Regions from separate parts of the Homo sapiens genome. Here region 1 is linked to region 2. A link is a contact called in ENCODE Hi-C data. All regions are on one chromosome and are shown on one strand. The core of a region is the stretch at or near the end of the contact, and the rest is flanking DNA. Distances in the headings are between cores, read along the strand shown. Region 1 holds the start of TRAF6 (TNF receptor associated factor 6). Region 2 holds the start of IMMP1L (inner mitochondrial membrane peptidase subunit 1).

Region 1 (3,635 bases), core at 437-2,936, 5.0 Mb before region 2:
TTTTATTATTTTATACTGACAAAAGCCTGGTAAGGTAGACATTATCCCCTTTTTTATAGTTTTTGGTCATTGTAGTTCATGGAGGTTATGTAACCTGCCCCAGAGCTCACACTAAGAAGTGGAGGGAACTCTGATTCTCTTGCTCTTCCTTTTCTCCAGCTCTCAATTTCATATAATGATCTTTTCTTCCATCCCATAAGAGATTTAATTTTTAAGAGGAGCTTCTAGGGAGGGATACACAAAGGCTGGCAATGTTTTATTTTTTAAAGCTGGGTGGTGAGCACACAGATGTTTGTGCTCTTTTTATGTCTTAAGTGTTTCAAAATACAATCTTTTAAAAGGGGGTTGACAGAACCTGAGAACCAGTGATAAATTCTTCTTAAAAAGAGAAGCATTTTTAATGAATATTGGCAGCCAGAAAGTAGGACATATAGTATTGGTAACATTTATTGAGCCCATACTATGTCCTAGTTTTGGGTTTATTTGTTTGTTCGTTTGTTCCTTGAGACAGGGTCTCACTCTGTCACCCAGGCTGGAATGCAGTGGTGCAATCATGGCTTACTGTAGCCTTGACTGCCAGGGCTCAAGCCATCCTCCCACCTCAGCCTCCAGAGTAGCCGAGACTACAGATATGCACCACCACACCCAGGTAATTTTTAAATTTTGTGTAAAGATGGGGTCTCACTATGTTGCCCAGGCTGGTCTCAAATTCCTGGCCTCAAGTGATCCTCCTGCCTTAGCCTCCCAAAGTACTGGGATTATAGGCATGAGCCTATTTGTGCCTGGCCAGATAGTTTTAAATAATTTCTTTACATATTTTATCTCATCCTTCCAACAACCCTGTGAGGTAGATACTATTATTATCCCCATGTTAATACGAGATGAGAAAACTGAAACAAGTACAGATTAAGTATTTTACCTGAATCACACATTTATTGTAGGAAAAACCGGATTGGAACCAAGCATTCTGGCTTCAGGATACATACGCATGACTACTATCCTGGAAAACCTCCCCTAAGAGGTGGACGATGAACCAAATATGCAGAGGTGGATGAAACTCTTTTGTGCTTCTCCAGCAAAACGCGTGGTACATTCTCTAGACGTTTATGACCAGTTAAACAGGGAATTTAAAATAGTTTTCCCATGACAGAGAAAGACAAAGCGCTGGTGTTCTTGGCAGGAAATTCAAAGAAATATTTAAGGCAAGGGCTGACTCCCTTGGACCGGATGAAGGGGAAGAGCAGGTAATAATAGAGGGTTCTATGGATCGCAGAAACTTCCTGGGCAAGGAGGGTGGAGCTGGGGAGGGGTTTAAGAATTCCTGAAGGTCAAGCGATCTAGCCCAGCTGGGGTTTTCTCCTGCTTGGAGAGGGGTGCTATAAAAGCGCAGTTTGGGATTACTACTGTCGCCACTGCTCACCAAATTAAGTTATTCCGGGAGGGATCTTCTCGTCGCCATCCTCATTCCAACACACACCCATTGACACACTCGGGTTCGGCTGTGCGGTGCAACGAATTCCCAGGTGGGACACCCGAGCAGGAAGAAAGCCAGGCTGCGGGGCTGGGGGCGCCGCCCGGCCCGCGCCACAGTCCGCCTGGAGGATCACCGCCAGGGGGCACTCTCTCCGAACTCGGCCGCTCTGTCTCCTCCCCGGCGCGCTCCCTGCCCCTCGCTCCCCGCAGCCAGCAGAGAAGGCGGAAGCAGTGGCGTCCGCAGCTGGGGCTTGGCCTGCGGGCGGCCAGCGAAGGTGGCGAAGGCTCCCACTGGATCCAGAGTTTGCCGTCCAAGCAGCCTCGTCTCGGCGCGCAGTGTCTGTGTCCGTCCTCTACCAGCGCCTTGGCTGAGCGGAGTCGTGCGGTTGGTGGGGGAGCCCTGCCCTCCTGGTTCGGCCTCCCCGCGCACTAGAACGGTGAGTCTCCTTCAGGCGCCTCCTCCTGGCGGCCGCCGCCTCGCTTCCCAGCGGTCAGGGACGCCGCCCCCCGCCCCTTCGCTCTCGGCAGGTCGGGGACGCAGTCCCTGTCCCCTCGCTTCCCACCAGTCGGGGACGCCTCCCCTGTCCCTTCGCTTTTCACAGGTCAGGGACGCCGCCCCTACCCGCTTGCTTCCCACGGGTCGGGGACGCCGCCCCTGTCCTCTCGCTTCCCGCTGGTCGAGGACACCGTTCCCTGCCCCTCGCTTCCTGCAGGTCGGGACGCAGCCTCTGTCCCCACGCTTCCCACAGGTCGGGGACACCGTTCCCTGTCCCCTGACCTCTGCTCCCCAGGCCTCCTCTTCCTCGCTCATTCCACCCCCTAAAAAACCCCGCGTCGCCTTACTCAACCTCGCTCCCCTCAACTCCGCTTTTTCCCCTTCCCAGATAAGGAAATTGCCTCCTGCAGTTGTCCGCTCCTTGGAGCAAACACCTGCTTAAATTTTTAAAAAATCCTTTACGTTCCTGGCGACTCCGGCTGTCACTGTCATGGGAAAGCTATTTTTGGATTCCCTGTTGAACTCTATAGAAGTCTCAGGCAGCGAGTTTAAAAAAAAAAAAAGGCTCAGATGACACGAATGTTTTCTCCCCCGCCCCTAAACTCGGTAGTTCGAGCGATTGTTCCAGACGCCGGGTTGATAAAGCTGTTCCTAGTATTTGGCTTAAGGGGAACTCCAGCTGAGTTAGGACTGTCTTGAATGTGAACAGAAAGCACCTAAATAAAGTATTAGCAGCTTCGCTGTATGGTATTTAATTGTTTCTTTCTCTGAGAGCAGATTACTATTACTGAATGTCTTGTTACACAGGTTCCATGTAGAAACGAGAAAAACTGGTAAAGAAATTCTGTGTTGGCCTTGTGAACTTGGCCGCTATCATTTCATTCATTCTCCTTTGATTACTAGGGAAGGGAGAGGGGCTTTTCAAATTTTGAGGTTGAGTGTATAGGCAGGAACAATGTGGCCTCTTTTGTGACTCTAGGAAGGAGTCCGGCATGTGGTGGGTACAGGATCACATCAGAGTTTCAGCCTGCATGCACCACAATATTTCAGAATTGTAACATGAGCTCTTCTCTGTGATAAATTTGGGCATGTGATGCCGGTAAACTTTTGGACACTTAGATTTGGAGAGAAGTTCAAATCCTTGCCTCCTGGAGCAGAGTAAATAGTGCCCAGGAAGGGGAATGCCCCTTGAATTTGGATTCAAAGTTAAGGCACAACAGTTGAGTATTTTGCAGCATCTCTTGGCCATTGGAGTACATTTGTAGGTCTTCACACTTTAGAAATTTAAGAAGCTGGTAAACAGTTTCTGTTTCTAAAGCTAGTAGCACATTAAAGATAATTTCTCATATTTTCTTTACATGGTTTTACTTCAATAAGTTACATGTTTACTCGTATGAATTTCAGTTGACTTAAAATTGACTCATTTAAGACATAACTTGTTGACTTCTTTTAACTTGGCACATACCTCCTTAGCATCTGCCTTGGAGGACAAACTTTTTGTGGATTATCCTACTTCCCCCTCCCCCAAGACATGTTACAGTATTCTCTTTTGATTATAATGTACACCCAGATACTAATTCGTGAATTTAAGTCTTGATTTATGACAAGGCTGCTTTCAATACTACTCATTTTACGGCTGAAATAAGTTAGCAGTAGTTAACGTTCC
Region 2 (3,624 bases), core at 87-2,586:
GTGTACAAGATTTAACAGACACATATCACACACTATGAAAAAAGTTATGTAAACACAGACGGGGTTTTAATGAAACAGCATTCAGAAATTAATCTAGAAGCTTTATTAACACAGCAAATCTGTCCTACCAACTTAATCTGGTCATTCCTTTGAATATAACAGTTATGAAACAAGCATATTCTTCAGCAGGCTTCTCATAAAAAATTCCAGAGATTTTAAAGGAAAGCCTAAGAACTAGACTTTTCTCGTTAAAATGTGAGTTAAATTTAAAGATGTCGTATGGAATGTAGCAGCAATCAATACTGGGAAGCAAAATGTATATAGAAAAAATAAAAAATATATACACAGATTTAACGCAGACACTATCTAAATATCAACGACAGGCTCAAAATACTTTATAAGGATTATGTGTCAACATAAGCCTTTAACATTCGCTCTCTTAAAGCCAAAATGTTTTAAGATTTAGAACCAGAGAACAGGCAGTCTGACGGTCAAAGAGGGGAAATCATTTTTTTCCAGCATCTTCTAATGAAGTCTGTCTCTCACAATTATAAAAACTTTTGCAGGCTGGTCTAAACCGTGAGCTGCCTGGAGAAAGCAGAAGGGAGGTATCCTGAATGAAAGCCAAACCATCTCCATAAATTAATGTCTTCCCTTGACTAGAAAGCATTTCAGGGTAAAAAGCATGTACGAATTCCTCCGTAATATGAAAAGGGGTTGGAGGGCAGGGAATGAAATAGAGAGCGAGGGCACTAAAACATGTTTAGTTAACAGCGCTCAGAAGTCTCCACACAACCCGTATTCCCCTCCATCTCAATCAGACCAGGCTATTCTCTCCTCCTCCGAAGGTTTAGGGGTCAGAAAGAGATGTGGGGTCAAAGTGGCTTCCCCGACAGGTCCCCTCCCTAAGTTTCCCCTCGGCTGAGCCCAGATCTCCGCTCTGAACCGACCTAAGAGCTGGTCTAGGGCTGGGAGCCCGGTTGATACCAGCAGCTGTCCATTCCGCACCGACGGTCGCGTGCCCGCAATGGACACCAGTCGAGGGCCGCTGTCGTTGGTCACGCTGGCTCTAGGACCCCTCCTCTGGAAACTGGTGACGTTGCTCTTGCTGGCTGTCGCCACTGCAGACCCAGTACTCGCGGCAACACTACCGCAGGTTGCCACTGCCGCCATCTTAGAGCCTCCAGTGTTAACCCAATAGGAACTCTGGGAACGCAAACACCCGTCCTATCAGAACCAGTGCCAAACTCCCGCCTCCTCGCCCCAACCGCGGCTCTCGTAACCAATAGGACTGAGACGTCAGTCCCGAGCCAACCAATCGGAAGGCGTATTGCTGAAAAGTGCGCCCTACGAAAGGACGGTCGACTTCGGCGGGGCCCAGGTGAGAAAGGCCCACCTGTGTCCTGGTTGAGGGTCTCCAGGGTTCTTTGGGGCCCGAGGTAGGTAATATCACGTAACGTTCTTCTCCTTTTGAGTGCCTTCATTCACATTGAGTTAAAGAAAAGGTTGGTGAAACAATAAACCCTTAGGGCTTATCAAGCAATTGCTAGCACCTTTCTCCGCTGTGTGTGAGGATAGACTTTTTTCCTGCTCATTTATCTTCTGATTTCTGATAGAAAATTCACTCCGCCTTCCCCACGATGTCTTTTTCTTAATTTTGTGTTATATGGAAAGGATGGGATCTCTTACCTTAATGAGTTGGTTGCTGAGCGTCTGGGCTTAGTTCGTTAGTGCCTAGTGGTAGGTGGTTTGGAATTAAACCTTAGAGCGAAAACTCTTGAACTTTGAGGCTATCTGGTTTTCCTGTGTCTGACAAACTATAGCTCTCTGACAAGTTCCGATAAGAAGCTTTTGTTAATTTTAATTAGTGTTTCTGGAAGTCTTGGATGTCTTTCCTAAGCGGTGTAAATGACAAGTGTTACTCTGACAACCTTGTTCACACATTTAATTGTCGTTTGCTGTTAAAGCAGCTGCAAATAACAGAAAATACTTAGGGTTTCTTTCCCCCAAAAAACTGCTAGGAAGAATTAGAAGTATACCTACTTTATTTTATGAACCCTGAATCGAGAGTTTATTACTAAAATACCAATTTTATGTGTGGAAAAAACATGTATTTTGAGTTGTATTTTTGTATTTAATTTTTTTTTCAAAACTGAGCAGGGACAGTGGGTAACTGATGTTTAAAGGCAATCATGATTGACAAATGTCTAAATTGAAAAGGACTCCCAAATCATTACCGCACTACTGAGTTATTGACTTTGACAGTGATCTGTGATACCTTTTAATTAGAGCCAAACCTCATTGAAATTCTTGCCATCGAATTGTTTTAAATCTCACTGACCTGTTGAAATTTTTGGGCTGATTCTGTTTGATAAATTGAAATTAGTATTGCTAAATAGTGACTGGAGTTTTTCATTTGGGGAGGATTTTTGTTTGTTTGCTTGTTTTTTAGAATCATGTTTAGGAAAAAACCCTGTTTCACAATATATCAACTGGAAAGCTTTGATCAAGGTTGCTTTCATATTGAATCTTTAAGTTACTCAATAAATAGCTGTTGAGTGATTACTGTCTGTTTGGACTTAATCTTGTCATTTTAGACCTATGGTAATAAAAATGGTCTCACCTGGAGGAGATAAAATTAACACATAGAAAACAACATAGTACTTAAAATGAACACATTAAATAGCATGTGCTAATTTTATCCTGTAGTAAATAAGCACTAGGAAGACCAAAAGAAAAAGTGACAAAGCAGTCCAATATCAGATAGAAACGTCTTGAATTTTTTTTTTCTTCAACTTTTGTTTTAGGTTCTGGGCTTCATGTGCAGGTTTGTTACATAGGTAAACGTGTGCTGTGGTGGTTTGCTGCACAGATCAACCCACCACCTCGGTATTAAGCCCAGCATCCATTAGCTATTCTTCCTGATGCTCTCTGTCCCCCCACCCCTACAAATATTTTTGATGCTGTGAACTTTTTGAAATGCTACATATAATTATTATTTTTTGACAGATGGCATTGTTTTGTGTACCTCATGATGCTATGAAGTGTATGTACATTCCGGAATCGTTAAATCTAGCTAATTAGCAATGCATTACCTCACATAGTTATCATTTTTGTGGTAAGAGTACATAACATCTACACTGTTTACATTTTTTTAAAGAATACAATATATGATTATTAACTATAGTCAGCTTGCTATAAATTCATGTTATATAATAGATTTCTTGAAATTTATTCCTCCTATCTAACTGATATTATGTATCTTTGACCAAATTCTCCCCATCCCCCCTGCCAACCATCCTGGCCTCTGGTAAACACCATTGTACTCTCTGTGCGATGAACTATTAGATTCCACCTATGAGTAAGATCATGTGATATTTGTCTTTCTGTGTCTGACTTATTTCACTTAACATAATGGTATAATTCGTTTTTATAGGCTTCTGTATTACATATTCCCTTGTTTCCTACTGTATTTACTTAACCCTTTAGATTTCCCAAGATGATGATAGTGGTGCTTTGTTTGCCTCATTACTAGAACTGAAGAATTATTTTCCAACTTTGACTTGGACTATAATTCTGGAAAGATGATCTATATACACACCAGAGTATTCATGAAATTAGGAT

The links. A loop is a pair of places that touch in the nucleus more often than their neighbours do. Pooled maps may share reads with other maps.
Region 1: a loop to region 2 is called in a map of B cell, with 23 times the contacts of the local background. The contact joins the promoter of TRAF6 here to the promoter of IMMP1L in region 2. A Hi-C loop is called at or near these places in 2 of 168 maps with a recorded cell type or tissue (B cell and CD4-positive, alpha-beta T cell) and 5 of 50 pooled maps.

What each region holds. Positions count from the first base shown.
Region 1 is chr11:36,508,323-36,511,957 of GRCh38, reverse strand. It overlaps TRAF6 (TNF receptor associated factor 6), which reads left to right and starts at 1,686. Exons shown (of 7, transcript NM_004620.4): 1 at 1,686-1,910. It also overlaps a transcript of RAG1 not described here. RefSeq lists an enhancer at 1,818-1,867.
Region 2 is chr11:31,507,334-31,510,957 of GRCh38, reverse strand. IMMP1L (inner mitochondrial membrane peptidase subunit 1) reads left to right here and starts at 1,336. Exons shown (of 6, transcript NM_001304274.2): 1 at 1,336-1,439. ELP4 (elongator acetyltransferase complex subunit 4) reads right to left here and starts at 1,191. Exons shown (of 10, transcript NM_019040.5): 1 at 951-1,191. The coding sequence starts at 1,173. RefSeq lists enhancers at 887-1,176, 309-1,198.